2 separate regions of the Homo sapiens genome follow, and region 1 is linked to region 2. The links are chromatin loops, found by intact Hi-C in ENCODE. Cell type or tissue: lower lobe of right lung. All regions are shown on one strand.

Region 1 (8,000 bases), 250 kb before region 2:
CTTTTTTGAACATAGCCATACTCATTTGTTTAAGTAGTGTTTATAGCCACTTTTGCAGAACAATGACAGAGGTGAGTAAATTTGAACAGATGGCCTACAAAGCCTAAAACATTTAGTAGTCTGACCCTTTACAGAAAGTCTGTGACCCCTGTGCTAGAATCATGAGATTCTAGGAGGAAGCTGTTCTGTGGTACTTTTGCTATGCAGTGTGTCTTGAGTGACATAAGACCTGAGCTGGTGAGAGAGGTTAGGACCTGCCACCCAGTGGCACCAATTCTCATAAATAGCCTTTCAGTATAGCTATCTGGTGATTTTAGGGTTGTTGGCATAGAAGTGTGTGTGTGTGTGTGTGTGTGTGTGTGTGTGTGTGTGAGAGAGAGAGAGAGAGAGAGAGAGAGAATACTGAAAACTCAGAAAATTCTCCTCTGATCTCTGCTATTACGCATTTCTGCTTTTTTTCTTTCTCAAAATGAAAACAGCTTCATAATTTTTACTTGTAAAAAGCATTCCCACATCACGTAATCCTGAGAGAATCTTTATTTATATTTTGATGAACATATTTCTTGATATTTCTCTGTAGATAGAAGAACACATAGATATGGAATTTTTACATAGCATAGTTTTTTTTCTGTTATTAGCTTTCCCCCTTGTATGTCACCATTATATTGTTGTTTAAATTTTTTAAATTTAATTTTATTTTTTATATATATTTTTTGAGACAAGATCTCACTCTGTCACTCAGACTGAATGCAGTGGTATGACCTCCTGGGCTTGAGCAGTTCTCCTGCCTCAGCCTCCCAGTAGCTGGAACTACAGGCATGCACCATGCCCAGCTACATTTTTTTTTTTTTTTTTTTTTTTTTTTTTTTTTTTTGCAGAGATGGCATCTTACTATGTTGCCTAGGCTGGTCTCAAACTCCTGGATGCAAGTGATTCTCCCACCTTGGCCACCCAAAGTGCTGGGTTTATAGGCATGAGCCACCATGCCTTGCCTATGTTGTCATTTCTAAATGCATAAATCTACATCTTTTTTTTTCAAATTGATTTTTTTGAGACAGAATCTAGCTCTGTTGCCCAGGCTGGAGTGCAGTGATGCAAGCTCAGCTCACTGTAACATCCACCTCCCGTGTTCAAGTGATTCTCCTGCCTCAGCCTCCTGAATAGCTGGAATTATGGGCACCTGCCAATGCGTCCAGCTAATTTTTGTGTATTTTTTGTAGAGTCAGGGTTTCACCAAGTTGGCCAGGCTGGTGTCGAACTCCTGACCTCAGGTGATCTGCCTGCTTCGGCCTCCCAGAGTGCTGGGGTTACAGACGTGAGCCACTGCCCCCGGCCTACATCATTATTTTGATAGCTATAAAGAATTTTATTAATTTACATATGTGTTTTTTATAGGTCTATAAATAGTATTTCCATAGTATTTTGGGTTTTACTTTTCTTACTTTACATTATTACCTGTAGTTTACTTGTCATTTTCAATAGCTGTGTATTTTTCCATAGTGGTGGTGTTATCCATAAATTAATATTGTTGAGCATTTAGATTTTCTTTTTTTCCACATTTTTATAAAAATATTTCTCTCTTGGTATATTTACAAATAATAGAATTACTAGATTGAACCATGCCTTTTAAACTGGGGTAAACTGATCCCCAATAAGGTTCCAATACTTCTACTGCATCCAGGAGTGCATGGCATGCCCCTTCCCCATATCCTAGTTAATGCTGGATACTGTCAATTGGATTTGTTGTGTTTGCAAAGTATGTCATGGCTCACGCTTATAATCCCAGCACTTGGGGAGGCCAAGGTGGGCGGATCATGAGGTCAGGAGTTTGAGACCAACCTGGCCAACATAGTGAAACCCTGTTTCTACTAAAAATACAAAAATTAGCTGGGAATGATGTCAGGTGCCTGTAATCCGAGCTACTTGGGAGGCTGAGACAGGAGAACTGCTTGAACCCGGGAGGCAGAGGTTGCAATGAGCTAAGATTGCACCACTGCACTCCAGCCTGGGCCACAGAGCCAGACTCCATCTAAATAAATAAATAGATAAAAATATATTTTATCCTATTTTATGATCTATCTCCCTTTTAGATGTGACTGTGACAACCTTAAATTTAAAACTTCTTAAAAATTTTCATTTTCCCATATTATGATTTGTTTTCTTTCTTTCCTTCTGTATAAAGTGACTGTCACTGTCCTTTGATTACTTATGGAGTGATGTCTGGATATAAATGTTGATTTTGTTATAAATTCTTATTTTTAACAATGTTTTCAATCAGTTATGCTTAAAACAGTTATATTTTCCCTGTTTTGTTGTGTTATTTTGATGTTTTATGGTGTGTGCTTTTCTTTTTCTTAAGAGAGCATGGGAGAAGGAAGATGAGACTAGCAAATGTCTCAACTAAAGCAAAGAGGACTGAGGAGGCTTTTGATAGGGATCATAGTCCTGCCTGCTGTGGATATCACTGGAGCAGGTCAAGGGCCCAAGTGAAGTGCAGTGAACCCAGGAGTCTGTAGTTCTTTCTTCTGCTTCTTGGTTCTTTGGCAAAGGCTGCCGCTGGAGACAGAAAAGAACCCCACTCTGTGAATTTAAGAATAGGTGCTTTTGGAGATGTCATTACCTTCATAGGTAGACGGAACTGAGCAGGTGCCTCCTGACTACTTTTCAGAAATTCTCACTGAATGTTTTTCAGCCTAAAAGTGACAGGCTGAAATCAGGGCATTGAGTTTTTTTCCATAAGTTTTTTATTCTTATTTGACCCAATTTTATGTTCAAACATATATCACTGCTGGCACATTATATTTTAGTATGCTGAGGAAGTAGAAGCATGCCCACTTTGGTCTTATTTAATTTTACATGGATTTTAAAAAAGTTACTCAATACCTAAGTAATCTCACTATAAAAAATTTAACACGAAAGTATGTAAAAGAAAATGTCAAAAGCCCATTCAACAATCCCTGACAGATAATTACCATTAACAATTTGATGTGGGCCAGGTATGGTGGCTTGCGCCTGTAATCCCAGCACTTTGAGAGGCAAAGGTGGGTGGATTGCTTGAGCACAGGAGTTCAGGTACAGCCCGGGAAACATGGTGAAACCTCATCTCTACTGAAAATAAAAAAATTAGCTATGTGTGCTGGTGCATGCCTGTAGTCCCAGCTACTTGGGAGGCTGGGGAGGTCACCTGAGCCAAAGAGGTTGAGGCTGCAGTGAGCTGTGATCTTGCCACTGCACTCCAGCTTGGGCAACAGAGTGAGACCCTGTCTCAACAAAACAAAACAGAACAAAACAATTTGATGTGTGTCTTTTTAAACCTTCTAAAATGCATTTAGTACATTCAGCCAACCGTAAAATAACCACACATGCACGCGCATACCCTATATATAGTTGGACCTTCTGATTGTCAAGTTCCACATCCATGAATTTGGCTAACCATTACTCGAAAATGTAGTTAGGCCTATGATGGTTGTGTCTGTACTGAACATGTACAGACTTTTTCTTGTCATTAGTCCCTTAACAATACAGCATAACAACTATTAGATAACATTTACATTATGTTAGGTATTATAAGTAATCTAGAGATGATCTGAAGTATACAGGAGGATGTGCATAGGTTATATGCAAATATTACACCATTTTATTTCTTATTTTTAATGTTTTATTATTATGCTCTTTTTACCTTCGACCAACTCACCGCAACTACACCATTTTATATCAGGGACTTGAGCATTCATGGATATTTTCATATCTGCAAGGGTTCCTGAAACCAACCTCCTGTGGATACTTAGGGATGACTATATATTAAATACAGTATATATAAACACGAATATATTTAGTATTTAGTATATATAGTTACGTGTGTATATATTTTATGGTTGTTGAATATACTAAATGTTGGTTTTCTGGTCTCTTGAAAGACATATGACAGTCCAAGATATACTGCATTTTAAAAAGTCAGTTGCAGAATATGTATTTTCAACATATATACACACACACCTATATATATGTTGACTATATATATTCTGCAACTTGCTTGTTAAAACTTAATATGTCTTGGAGTGCTATATGTTTTTCATGTGACAAGAAGCCCATCTGTGAAAAGGTTGCAAGAATAGTTGTTTGAAAAGAATGATTGCAGAATATTCTAGCTGAGTGCATAAATACTGGTTATAACTCAAAAATTAATAAGATGCACAATGGGAACTGTGTTATACTTGTTTTTTTAATTTACAATCTCTCAATTTCAGATTATAATTTTAGTGGAATTAAATTTGAATTGCTCAAAATAACAATTGATTTTACTTAGCTTCAGATGTAGTACAGTTTGATCCATTAATTTGTTCAAGGTATGTTTTTACAGGCATACTTTGCACATGATCTACACTGTGCCAGTCTTCCTAGTGTGATGCTGGTGGCTCCGGGCACGTAGTAGTGGCAGTGAGCCCTCATGATCTGCTGATCCTTGATACTAGCAAAAATTTTTTTTTTTTCTTAAAGTTTCCTGTGGACTGCACTGTGGGGTCACATGGGCCATATTTGGGTTCTCAGGGACCAATTTCTCTATTGGCTGAATTGTTACCTTTTCATTTAGCTGTATTTATTGCTTGATATTTTTTCTCATTGCTTTCAAACACACTTATACTCAAAAGACATGTTATGATCATTAAGTTAATGGTACAAGTAAATTAATAATACAAGTAATAATATCCAGATGTGCATATAGCTTTACTGCTAAAGAATGAAGAAGTCTAGTGATCTTTGCTGCCAAGAAATAAAGACCCTTCCTGTTCTTCAGTTTACAAAGGTGGGAAAAAAGGAATGGACACAGGGGGGCAGCGTGATCCTGTTCCACAGTGAGCTTGATGCTTTCTTTTTATTAACCTCTGAGATAAATACCTTCGCTTTGGGTAAGTCAGGTATATTCAGTCCAACTGTAAAAGCCTATTCTAGTGGGCACCCATTCACTTAACAGGGCTTAATTTTATACTTTTATAGCAGTGCTTTTATAGCAATATTTTATACTTTCATAGCAATGCTTTTATACTTTTATAGGCATTAGCAAGGAAAGAACTTTTGCCTCAGATTATTTGGTTTTGAATTCCTTCTTTGCCATGTGGTATCACTAGCCGTGTGGCATCATGACAGGTCAAACTCTCAGAGCCTCAGTTTCCTTATCTGTAAAGAGGGAATCAAATGTGATCCTGCATCTGGAAGCGCGCTGTCAATTCTGACATGCTCTAAAAATGTTGGATATTCCTTCAGCCAATGTTGTTATTAAAATTGTTATTTCTCTTAAAGTCTCATTTGTTTCCTTTTTGGGGGAGAAGTTCGTTGATGCCATTGATGATGTCACTGTCTGTGTAATTAGCTCTTAAGAAGAACATTGAGTTCTTTCAGATACTTCCCTTGACCTATAAGACTTGTTCAGCCTGTGAATATGTTTATTATTTCTAACCTAGGCTCTTGCTGTACCATCCTCTTAGTGTGCTGACGTTTTCACACTTGGTGGCAGTTTGGATTTCTAGAAAATGACCACACCAGAGAGACTGTCTTGAGAAGCTTCATAGCCTTCTATTTATTTGTCTAACCCTGTTTCAGTCTATTTTTATTCCTGTGATTCTGAAGATAGGGTATGAGCTCCCTTTCAATTTTCCAGCCTCTTACTTTTATCTAAATTCTTGATAAACACAGGAATAATAATGTAGCAGCTATCCTTTAGATGCAGGGACAAGAAGTAGCCAAAAGCATATGAAAGGAAAGAGGAAAAAGGAAAGGCCTCCTGTGTAGAACATCATATCATGCATCTAGGTGTTTGTTCCCAGTAGGAACATAATGATGTTTACAGAAACCAAAGCAGTTCTGGGGCCGCTGCTGGGCTGGTGTCAGGGAGCAATCGTGGTAATGGTAGGCAATGTCAGGTGCTATGCTGTGCATTCTACATGGCTTTGTCATTCGTCTTTACAGTAGTCTTAAAGGGCAGGTGCAATGACAGTTTTTACATTTTCTTGAAGAGGAGACTGAAGTTAAGTAGTTTACATGATTTGCCCCAGATCACATAGTTGGTAAGTGGTGGAGCAGGGATTTGAACCCAACCCTGCCTGACCCTAGAACTTGAATTTGTGGTGCGCGTCTGTAGTCCCAGTTACTCGGGAGGCTGAGGCAGGAGAATCGCTTGAACCCGGGAGGCGGAGGTTGCAGTTAGCTGAGACTACGCCATTGCACTCCAGCCTGGGTGACAGGGCGAGACTCCATCTCAAAAAAAAAAAAGAAAAGAAAAGAAAAGAAAAGAAAAGAGTTCTTAACACTATAAGCTTCAGGAGAAAGTTGGGTTTTGTTGCTAGTGATAGCTGGGGAAATTGACACATCACTTTCCATTTGCAGGTTGTACTTCAGAGTTTCTGGATGGAGGCAGAGTCTGTTTTTGGCCAACAAGGGTGGGAGGATTATACCCATCACAGGGAGCATTGTCAGAGGAGCATGGTTGAAGAAGGCCAGGATGAGACTAGTAAATGAAGCAGATAATTGATGTTACAATTACACCCATTGGCTGGGCGTGGTGGCTCACACCTGTAATCCCAGCACTTCGGGAGGCTGAGGCAGGCGGACCACCTGAGGTCAGGAGTTTCAGAGCAGCCTGGCCAACGTGGTGAAACCCCGTGTCTACTAAAAGTACAAAAATTAGCCAGGCTTGGTGGCGGGGTGCCTCTAGTCCCAGCTGCTTGGGAGGCTGAGGCAAGAGAATCACTTGAACCCAGGAGGCAGAGGTAGCAGTGAGCCAAAACTGTGCCACTGCACTCCAGTCTGGGCAATAAGAGCGAGACTCCGTCTCAAAAAATAATAATAATAATAATAATTACACCCATCTTCCCTCCTGTCTTCCTAGCCTCTCTATCTCTTTATTCCTAGTAATTTACTCTTATGGAAATTAATTTTTAATTATACCTTTATTTGTATAATTGTTTAATACTCTTAGACTGTAAGCTCCTGGAGGGCATTGATTATATTTATCTTCTTCACTAGTGTAAATCCAGTGTCTATAAGTCTTACTACATAGGAGGTTCTCAATGAATGAAGTGTTTTTTGAATGTATGAATGAAAATAAATTATTGGAAAATGAATGAAGGGTAAGAGTTGGAAAAGCTTTCAGAGAACATTTAGTCTCTCTCCTTTTTTTAACAGTGTGGAAACTGAGTCTCCAAGAGGGTAGCTAATGCTTATTGAGTGGCTAACGTAAGCTGGAACTTAAGCAAGTTATCTTACTTTAGTCCTCATGTTCATTCATTTAAGAAGCATTTGTCAGGTCCCCATTATGTCCCAAGTGTTGTTCTACAGGTTTGGGGGCAGCATCCAGGATGCTGCACTTCACCACTCATCTCAGAACATCATTGAAGTTCAATTTTAAAATGTCTACCGTTAGTGATATTTCAGGGGGCTTGTTGAAGATGCTGACAGTGAGGCCCCTTTTCAGGTGTGATTGTCTTGGCTGGGCCCTGTATTGATTGAACTGCTCTGAGTTCACACCTTTCTAGGGACAGCCCTGCCAGCAGTAGAATAATGTACAGAAAAGACAAAGTCACTGTTTTCATGGAGCCTTGATGGAAGCAGATCACGAATAAATACATGAACAAAAATATCAATTAGTGGTAAATCTTACGTTGAAAGTAAAATAGGGTATTGTGATGGGGAGTGTCTGGGAAGGAGTGCTCTGTTAGGTTGGGTTGCCACCTTCTGATAAGATGACATTTAAACCAAGCCTGTTATTCAGTAGGAAGGAGCCAGCCATGCAGAGACCCAGAGAGGGAACCTTAGAGGGAGGAAGAACAATAAGGCAAAACCGTTATGTGGAGGAGAGCTTGGCGTGTTTGAGGGACAGCAAGAAGGGTAAGGGATGACAGGGAACGATGATCAAGGGGGAGAGTGGCAATAAATGAATTAGGAGAGATTATTAGAAGCCTGATTATATAGAGTCTTGAAATCTAGGGTAGGGTGCTTAGATTTTA
Region 2 (8,000 bases):
TCACATTGTAGTCTACTTTACTTGTTACTTACAGCTTCCAGATGTGGGCTGCTTGAGGAAAGGGACAAAGTCTTGAGGAAAAAAAATAACTCTTTGATATATAGATTTAGATATAAATTATCTTGATCCTGAGCACCGAATAACAAATTACAAGATTAAACGTGGCATTATGGTTGTAAAAGAAATGCAGCATGGTACAGGGGAAATGGCAGACCAGGACTTGATCTTGCCTCTGCCTCCTGGCCAGCTATGAGACCTTGGGAAAATTATTTCATATTCATAAGCCTTAGTTTCCTCATCTGTAAATGGGGATGAAACTATCTACTTTCAGTGCTGTTGTAAGAGAATCAGTTTAATGATTCATATAAAAGAGCTTAGCGCAGTGCTTGGCACATATTAGAATACTCAGAAGAGGCAGTTTTTTTAAAAAATAAATCACTATTTACCCCAAGTTGATAAATAATATATACATGGGGTACATAGTCACATTTTGATACATATAATGTAGAGTGATCAGATCAGGGTAGTTAGCGTATCCATCATCCCAAACATTTATCATTTCTTTGTGTTGGCAGCAGTCAATATCCTCCTTCTAGCTATTTGAAAATACATATTAGTGTTAACTATAATCATCCTGCAATGGTATAGAACACTAGGAAGTGGTTGTTATCGTAAAATGTTATGGTCTATCTCACCCCTAGCATAAAATATATGAAAGCAGAGCAGAAAACAAAGGAATCTAAGAACTTGAGCAGGCTGGGTACGGTGGCTCACGCCTGTAATCCTAGCACTTTGAGAGGCCAAGGTAGGTGGATCACAAGGTTAGGAGTTCAAGACCAGCCTGGCCAATATGGTGAAACCCTGTCTCTACTAAAAATACAAAAATTAGCCAGGCATGTTGGTGGGCACCTGTAATCCCAGCTACTTGGGAGGCTGAAGCAGAGAATTATTGCTTGAATGGGGAGGCAGAGGTTGCAGTGAGCCAAGATCGTGCCACTGGACTCCAGCTGGGTGACAGAGTGAAACTCTGTCTCAAACAAAATACAACAACAACAACAAAAGAGCTTAAGCAACTACTTCACAGTCCAGAGAATGATAGTGATTGGGGCCAGGGGAAGAGGGTGAGTGAGGAGCCACTTTTAGCTAAAGGGAGAGCTGCTGACCTAGCCCTTAAATTGAGCTGGAGCAGGGGGTGGAAGAAGAAAGAAGAAGGAGGCAATGTTCTCCAGGCCCCCACCCCCTCAATGCAATGTCCACGACCCCAAGGCAACTCCAGCATGGGTTGTAAGGGTATGAGAATAGTGGTAGAGGACACTTGAATGTGCACTTGAATCACCTGGGAATGCTGTTTAAATTGCAGATTCTGATTCCATAGATACGGGGTGGAGTCTGAGACTCTGCATTCCTAATAAGATTCCAGGTCATGCTAATGCTGCTAATTCAGGGATCATATTTTGAGTATCAAGGATGTAGAAAATAACCACTTATGCTACTTCTTATTGTGTAATGATATTAAAAAAAATATGCCTCAGCAATTTTGTGAGGATTCCATTGGGGAAGAATATTCTGTGGGTTTGGAAAAAATATTCTGATAAATCACTTGGGATTGAGGTGTAGGTGGGATGACTCACCAAAGCATGCATTGAAATAGTAACTGAAGATCTTAAACTGCTTTCTTAAGAAGGGGCCGATTGACTCAAGGTCTTTTTGTCTCTGCATCAGAATGAGAGGGGCATCTGAGTTTGAGGGCAGAACAGAATGGCTGTCTGTAGGAGACGGGGAACAGTGTGAATGGGGAACTGGATGCAGGGACCCACAATGGAGGAATGTCTATAGAGATATTCAGAAGTTGTTTGCTTGACAGTATGCTCATTTTTCTTCATCCCATCCAAGGAATACTTTGGATTGCTCAGCGGTGCTTTCGTGTATGTAATTTTCCTTCCTCCTCTCCCCTCCCCTCCCCTCCTCTCCTTTCCTCTCCTCTCCTTTCCTCTTTCTCCCTCTTTTCCTCCCTCCCTCCCTCCCTCCCTGCCTTCCTCCCTCCCTCCCTCCCTCCCTCCCTTCCTCCCTCCCTTCCTTCCTTCCTTTTCTTCCTTCCTTTTCTTCCTTCCTTTCTTCTTTTATTGCTTTGCAGGGGGAATGGGCTTGAAGAGATAGATGAGGGGACAGCACACAGCAGGGTTACACTAGCCTTGAAGTCCCTTGCTTGGTTTTCTTCAACAGTTTCTGGGTGGTGGGGAGTCAGGGGGAAGCAGTGGGACACATCCCACCTACTATTGTTGAGTATTCTGACTGTACTGCTATCAAAATCAGTAATTGAAGCAAAGAACAATAATGTGTTGGAAAATATCTTCAAACTTGCAATAGGTTAAAAACCAAACAAACAAAACCCACAAAATAAAAATAATGGATTGACGGCAGGGTGTGGTGGCTCACGCCTGTAATCCCAGCACTTTGGGAGGCCGAGGCGGGCGGATCACGAGGTCAGGAGATCGAGACCATCCCGGCTAAAACGGTGAAACCCCGTCTCTACTAAAAATACAAAAAATTAGCCGGGCGTAGTGGCGGGCACCTGTAGTCCCAGCTACTCGGGAGGCTGAGGCAGGAGAATGGCGTGAACCCAGGAGGTGGAGCTTGCAGTGAGCCAAGATCGCGCCACTGCACTCCAGCCTGGGAGACAGAGCGAGACTCTTTCTCAAAAAAAAAAAAAAAAAAAGAAAAAAAGAAAAAAGGATTGACAAAACCACAGGGCAAGACAATAACATGGGAGACAAGAGAAGAAGCTGCTTAGGAAAAGGTTAACAGTGCCTGGGCGTTTTCCCAGAAAACACGAGGCGAAGGAGCAAAACTCTCATGAAATCAGACTTGCTCAGACGTACTCAGGCTCGCTTTACTTCAAAACCTCACAAGCCCGTAACTCAATGGACTGGCACTAATTTTAAAACAGAGTTATAACCTGGGTTCCATGAAAGGACTAACGAGGTATGTCCTGGAATCTCCTGAAATCGTATGTGAAATTTATGTCTGTACATATACATATCATTCTAAGGAGGGGCTACTTACCTCTCATCAAATTGCATATCAAATGGTGATATAAAAATGGTTAAGAATCACTGACTTCAAGATTAAAGCTAGCTAGAAGTCTGTCTTCGATAATCTTTCAATGAAAAAGAGGAAATGAAAGGAAACTAGAAATTTTGTCACTAAGAAATCAAAGTAATCAGTCCAGAGTTACATTGTCATTATTTTAAAATAGTGAAGTCCAGTTAGAGGATGATGAAATGTTTGTATCTGCTTAGAAAAGTAAAAATGGGCTGGGCATGGTGGCTCATGCCTGCAATCCCAGCACTTTGGGAGGCCAAGGTGGGCAGATCACTTGAGTCAGGAGTTCGAGATCAGCCTGGCCAACTCGAGATCAACCTGGTGAAACTGTCTCTACTAAAAATGCAAAAAACGAAAACTTAGCTAGGCATAGTGGTGGATGCCTGTAATCCCAGCTACTTGGGAAGCTGAGGCAGAAGAATCGCTTAAACCCCAGAGGTAGAGTTTGCAGTGAGCTGAGATCATGCCAATGTACCACAACCTGGGTGACGGAGTGAGATTCCATCTAAAAAAAAAAAAAAGTAAAAATGGCCTCCCTTGATGTTATTCAATAGAAAATGGTGACCAGGCTAGGCGCAGTGGCTCACTCCTGTAATCCCAGCACTTTGGGAGGCCGAGGCAGGTGGATCATGAGGTCAGGAGATCGACACCATCCTAGCCAACATGGTGAAACCCTGTCTCTACTAAAAATACAAAAATTAGCTGGGCGTGGTGGTGCATGCCTGTAATCCCAGCTATTCAGGAGGCTGAGGCAGGAGAATCGCTTGAACTAGGGAGTCGAAGGTTGCAGTGAGCCAAGGTTGTGCCATTGCACTCCAGCCCGGTGACAGAGCGAGAGTCCATCTCAAAAAAAAAAAAAAAGAAAAAAAGAAAAAAGAAAATGGTGACCAATTATTCTCAGTGTCCGTAGTAAACGATAACAAAAGCTTGACATCAGACATAAAATAAATTCAAGTTAGAGCAGTTAGTTTTGCCCCACAAAGAGCACTTGGCAAAGGCTGGAGATATTTTGGTTGCCTCAACTAGGGGTTTGTACTGACAAGTGGGTAGAGGCCAGGGACGAAGGAGAGGTATCACCTTCCCAGGCACCAGTACCAAAATGACTCAGGAGTTGCAGGAGATTCTTCTTCTTCAGCTAGAGCATCGGAGCTGGATTTGGGTAGCAGACACCACCAGGTATCTCAGGCTGCCTACTGGAGGCCTAAGAAGGCAGGTGGATTAAAATCTCTGTAAGGATCAAACGTTCACACTAAAACACTGTAATAAATGAGAAGGGAGAAAAAGAAAATCATGTCAGCGCCTCAACAAAATACCCACACTACACACAAGACTCACCTTGTTTTGGAGGTCATGTAAATAATTATGAGTCAATGAATACATTTATATTATACTTGTAAAATAGTGCCTTTTAAGGGAGAAGATGTGACTGGAGTTTAATATGCTGAATTACTAAGACTTAAATTCATGGGCCCAATTTGTAAATGTATGAACATGGTCTGCATAAAACCCTTAACATTAACCTTCAGGTATGTTGGAGACATGCAATAAATGCCCCTTTACTTCTTGATGAATAACTAGAAAACATTGTACACCATTATAGATACTCTAGATTCGTGGTTCCGAATTTTTAAATCAGCAATTAGTCATCTACGGGATATTCAGTGCAAGAATAGCACTCATAAATAATAGTATATTTTCCCCAGCCAGATGGATTAGATAGCTAATTATAGTGCTAGCTATTGCGGCTGTGGTCTCCAAGTATAAAGATATTCATAATAGTTAGACAAGGCTATATTTGGCAGTGTTTTGTTATTGCTATAATACAGGGAGAGCTTATGAGGTTATAATTTTTCTCATTAGTGGTGAAGAGAATGGAAAATGTGCTTGCATAAGTCTGTACTCGGCAAAAACAAACGTAGAGTCAGATGTGCAAAATTAGGTTTTCTTCAGAAAAATGAAATGAATGCAGTGGGTTTCCTTTTCTGAAAGACTTTGGGGTAAGATATGAAGCTGACCTTTTGAATGGGTATGAATTGTTTCTCAGATATACTTAACCTGACTTACAGGTAAATTTTCCTTCCACCCACTCAACAATACACAGCATCACCAAATTAAAGCTTGACAGTTACAGGTTTCCCGTGCTTGTTGTTCAAGAACTGCAACCATAATGAATTCTTCTATATTTGATGCACAGATCCCAAAGCCTAATGCCATGTTTCCTGAGAGAATGAAGACTCACAACCACCCCATATTACTCCTGTAATCTTTGAGCTAGGGGCTTAAAGATTAAATAATAATTTTTTAAAATTATGAGATAATAATTTTTAAATTATTTAATTTAAATAATTTTAAATCTCATAATTTTAAAATTATGAGATAATAATTTTTAAAAATTGAATCAATGTCTCCTAAAAGAAAATCTAAAAATCCTCAAGCCATCCTGGGCTTTATACACTCCTTGAGAAGAATTCTGGGTCCTCACGGTTAGCAATCAAGGGGGTCAAAATAAATTTAGAAATAAATTCAGTCAAAAACTCTTTTTTCTTTTTCTTTTTTTTAAGAGACAAATTTTCCTGGGATTGGGTTTTAATGGAACTGGGTTCAGCAAGTCCAAATTCTACCCTCTACTGGCTCATTCAGAAAAACCATTTTCTGTTTCAGTTTTGGCAGTTCTGTAATTAGGGTAATAAATTCACACTCAGGCCCACTGGGTCATAAAGGTCATAGAAAGGATCATTATATTACTGGCGGTAAAAAGAGAATCAGATTAAAACAGAGCCCTTCTTACATGTTTAACAACGTAAAAGAAAAAGATTATGTCTTAACTAATCAAAGTTAACATTACTAAAAATGGAGAAACTAACATAATGTACCTCCTGATATGATGTACGCAGAAGGACAGCAATTACTTCTTCAGTTTTCCTGCCAAAAATGCATAACCTGAATCTAATCACAAGGAAACATCAGCCAAATTCAATGTGGGGGACATTTTACAAAATAACTGGCTTTTAATTTTCATAAATATCAAGGTCAGAAACAGAAAGAATGACTGAGAAACTGTTCCAGACTAAAGGGGACTAACAAAACATGACAACTAATGCGATACGGGATTAGATCTTGGGCTGGAAAAACCAAATGGTTAGAAAAGATATTATAAGGCAATGGATGAAGAGAGGATATGGAACGTGGATTAGCTAATGATACTGTGTGAGTGTTAAATTTCCTGGTCTTGATAATCACAGTGTAGTTATATAAGAGGATATCATTTTTTTAAAAAAAGTAAAATATACGCTGAATATTTAGTAAGGGGCATAGTGTCTCCAAACTTACTCTCAAATGACTTAGGGGATAAAAGCCATAACTAGTGTTAGAGCTAGAAATAGAAATAGTAACAGAAATAGAAATGTGTATGTAGAGAGAGACATACAGGTATGTACAGCAAATGGAGAAAACAGAAAATGTAAGCAACCAGTGAACCTGTGTAAAAGATATACAGAGTTCCTTATACTATTATTGCAAAATATACAAATTAATTTATAATATAAAAAAGACTGCCATTGATTACAATAAACATTTTTTACACACCATTATGCAAGTCATTTTTTTTCTATCAAATCTTCCAAAGTGGGATTGGGGGATCGGGTAAAACTCCCTCACTTTAAAAAACAAGTTAAGATCCAATATGTGGGGAAAAAAAAAAAGATCCAATATATGGTGATTCAGGAAGAATAGTGATCTAAAGAAGTAGTTCTGGATTTTTTTCCAGTTATTTCATTCTGGCAAAGGGCATCTATGTGTAATGTACTCTTGTGTGTTTCTACTTAACATTATAAGGACCTGTAGGATTGACTCAGAGAATAGGGCTACTCTGAGGTGCTCCCTTGGGTGATAGCAGAAGCAAATAATTAATTCATTCAGAAACACAAGAATGTCATAAACAGGGTGTCCCTCCTCCCTTAGTTTTAATACTTCAAAAGCTGCTGCATTTATGAGGTAATTTGGGAGAAAAAAGAAAACATTAAAGTCTGGGACCAGATACAAAAGAAAAAGCTGGAACTGTCACCTGTTAGAATCTAAGGTTTGGGGCCATAGTGAAAGGTAATTGACTTCAATCTCCCTTCCCCAGAAGGGGTTACAGATACCAGCGAGGTGGAGAGGAGGCAGGTTCTACCTAGACTAGTGCATCCCTAAGATCCCCTGGGAAAGATAAACATTTGTTATTATTTTTTAAATGTAATTTTATTTTAAGTTCCAGGATACATGTGCAGGATATGCAGGTTACATAGGCAAACGTGTGCCATGGTGGTTTGCAGCACCTATCAACCCGTCACCTAGATATTAAGCACAGCATGCATTAGCTATTTATCCTGATGTTCTCCCTCCCCCGACCCCCGCCCCACGACAGGCCCTAGTGTGTGTTGTTCCCCTCCCTGTGTCCATGTGCTCTCATCGTTCAGCGATGAGTGAGAACTTGTGCTGGTTGGTTTTCTGTTCCTGTGTTAGTTTGCTGAAGCTAATTGCTTTCAGGTTCATCCATGTCCCTGCAAAGGACATGATCTCATTCCTTGGGCTGTATAGTATTCCATGGTGTATAATGTACCACATTTTCTTTATCCAGTCTGTCACTGATGGGCATTTGCATTGATTCCATGTCTTTGCTATTGTGAATAGTGCTGGAATGAACATACGCATGCATATATCTTCATAATAGAATGATTTATATTCCTTTGGGTATATACCCAGTAATGGGATTGCTAGGCCAAATGGTATTTCTGGTTCTAGGTCTTTGAGGAATCGCCACATTGTCTTCCACAATGGTTGAACTAATTTACATTCCTCCCCAAAAATATGTACATTTGTAAGAATATTAACAGTACCAGGTACTGGATGTGTGTTTC

The links. A loop is a pair of places that touch in the nucleus more often than their neighbours do. Peaks named below come from ENCODE experiments on the same cell type or tissue, not always from the same donor. Only the 100,000 strongest peaks of a DNase experiment are listed, where the experiment ranks them.
Region 1: it touches region 2 in a loop (3-fold over the local background); 79 of 110 quality-filtered maps call a loop at or near these places.

Annotation. Positions count from the first base shown.
Region 1 is chr9:4,637,058-4,645,057 of GRCh38, reverse strand. All of the region lies in intron 3 of SPATA6L (spermatogenesis associated 6 like), which reads left to right. Among named protein-coding and RNA genes, the nearest start is that of PLPP6, 21 kb to the left of the region's middle. In lower lobe of right lung, a CTCF peak has its summit at 4,836 (motif pointing right); no DNase peak of the experiment used is centred here.
Region 2 is chr9:4,391,741-4,399,740 of GRCh38, reverse strand. It overlaps a transcript of GLIS3 not described here. Among named protein-coding and RNA genes, the nearest start is that of SLC1A1, 95 kb to the left of the region's middle. In lower lobe of right lung, no CTCF peak of the experiment used is centred here; no DNase peak of the experiment used is centred here.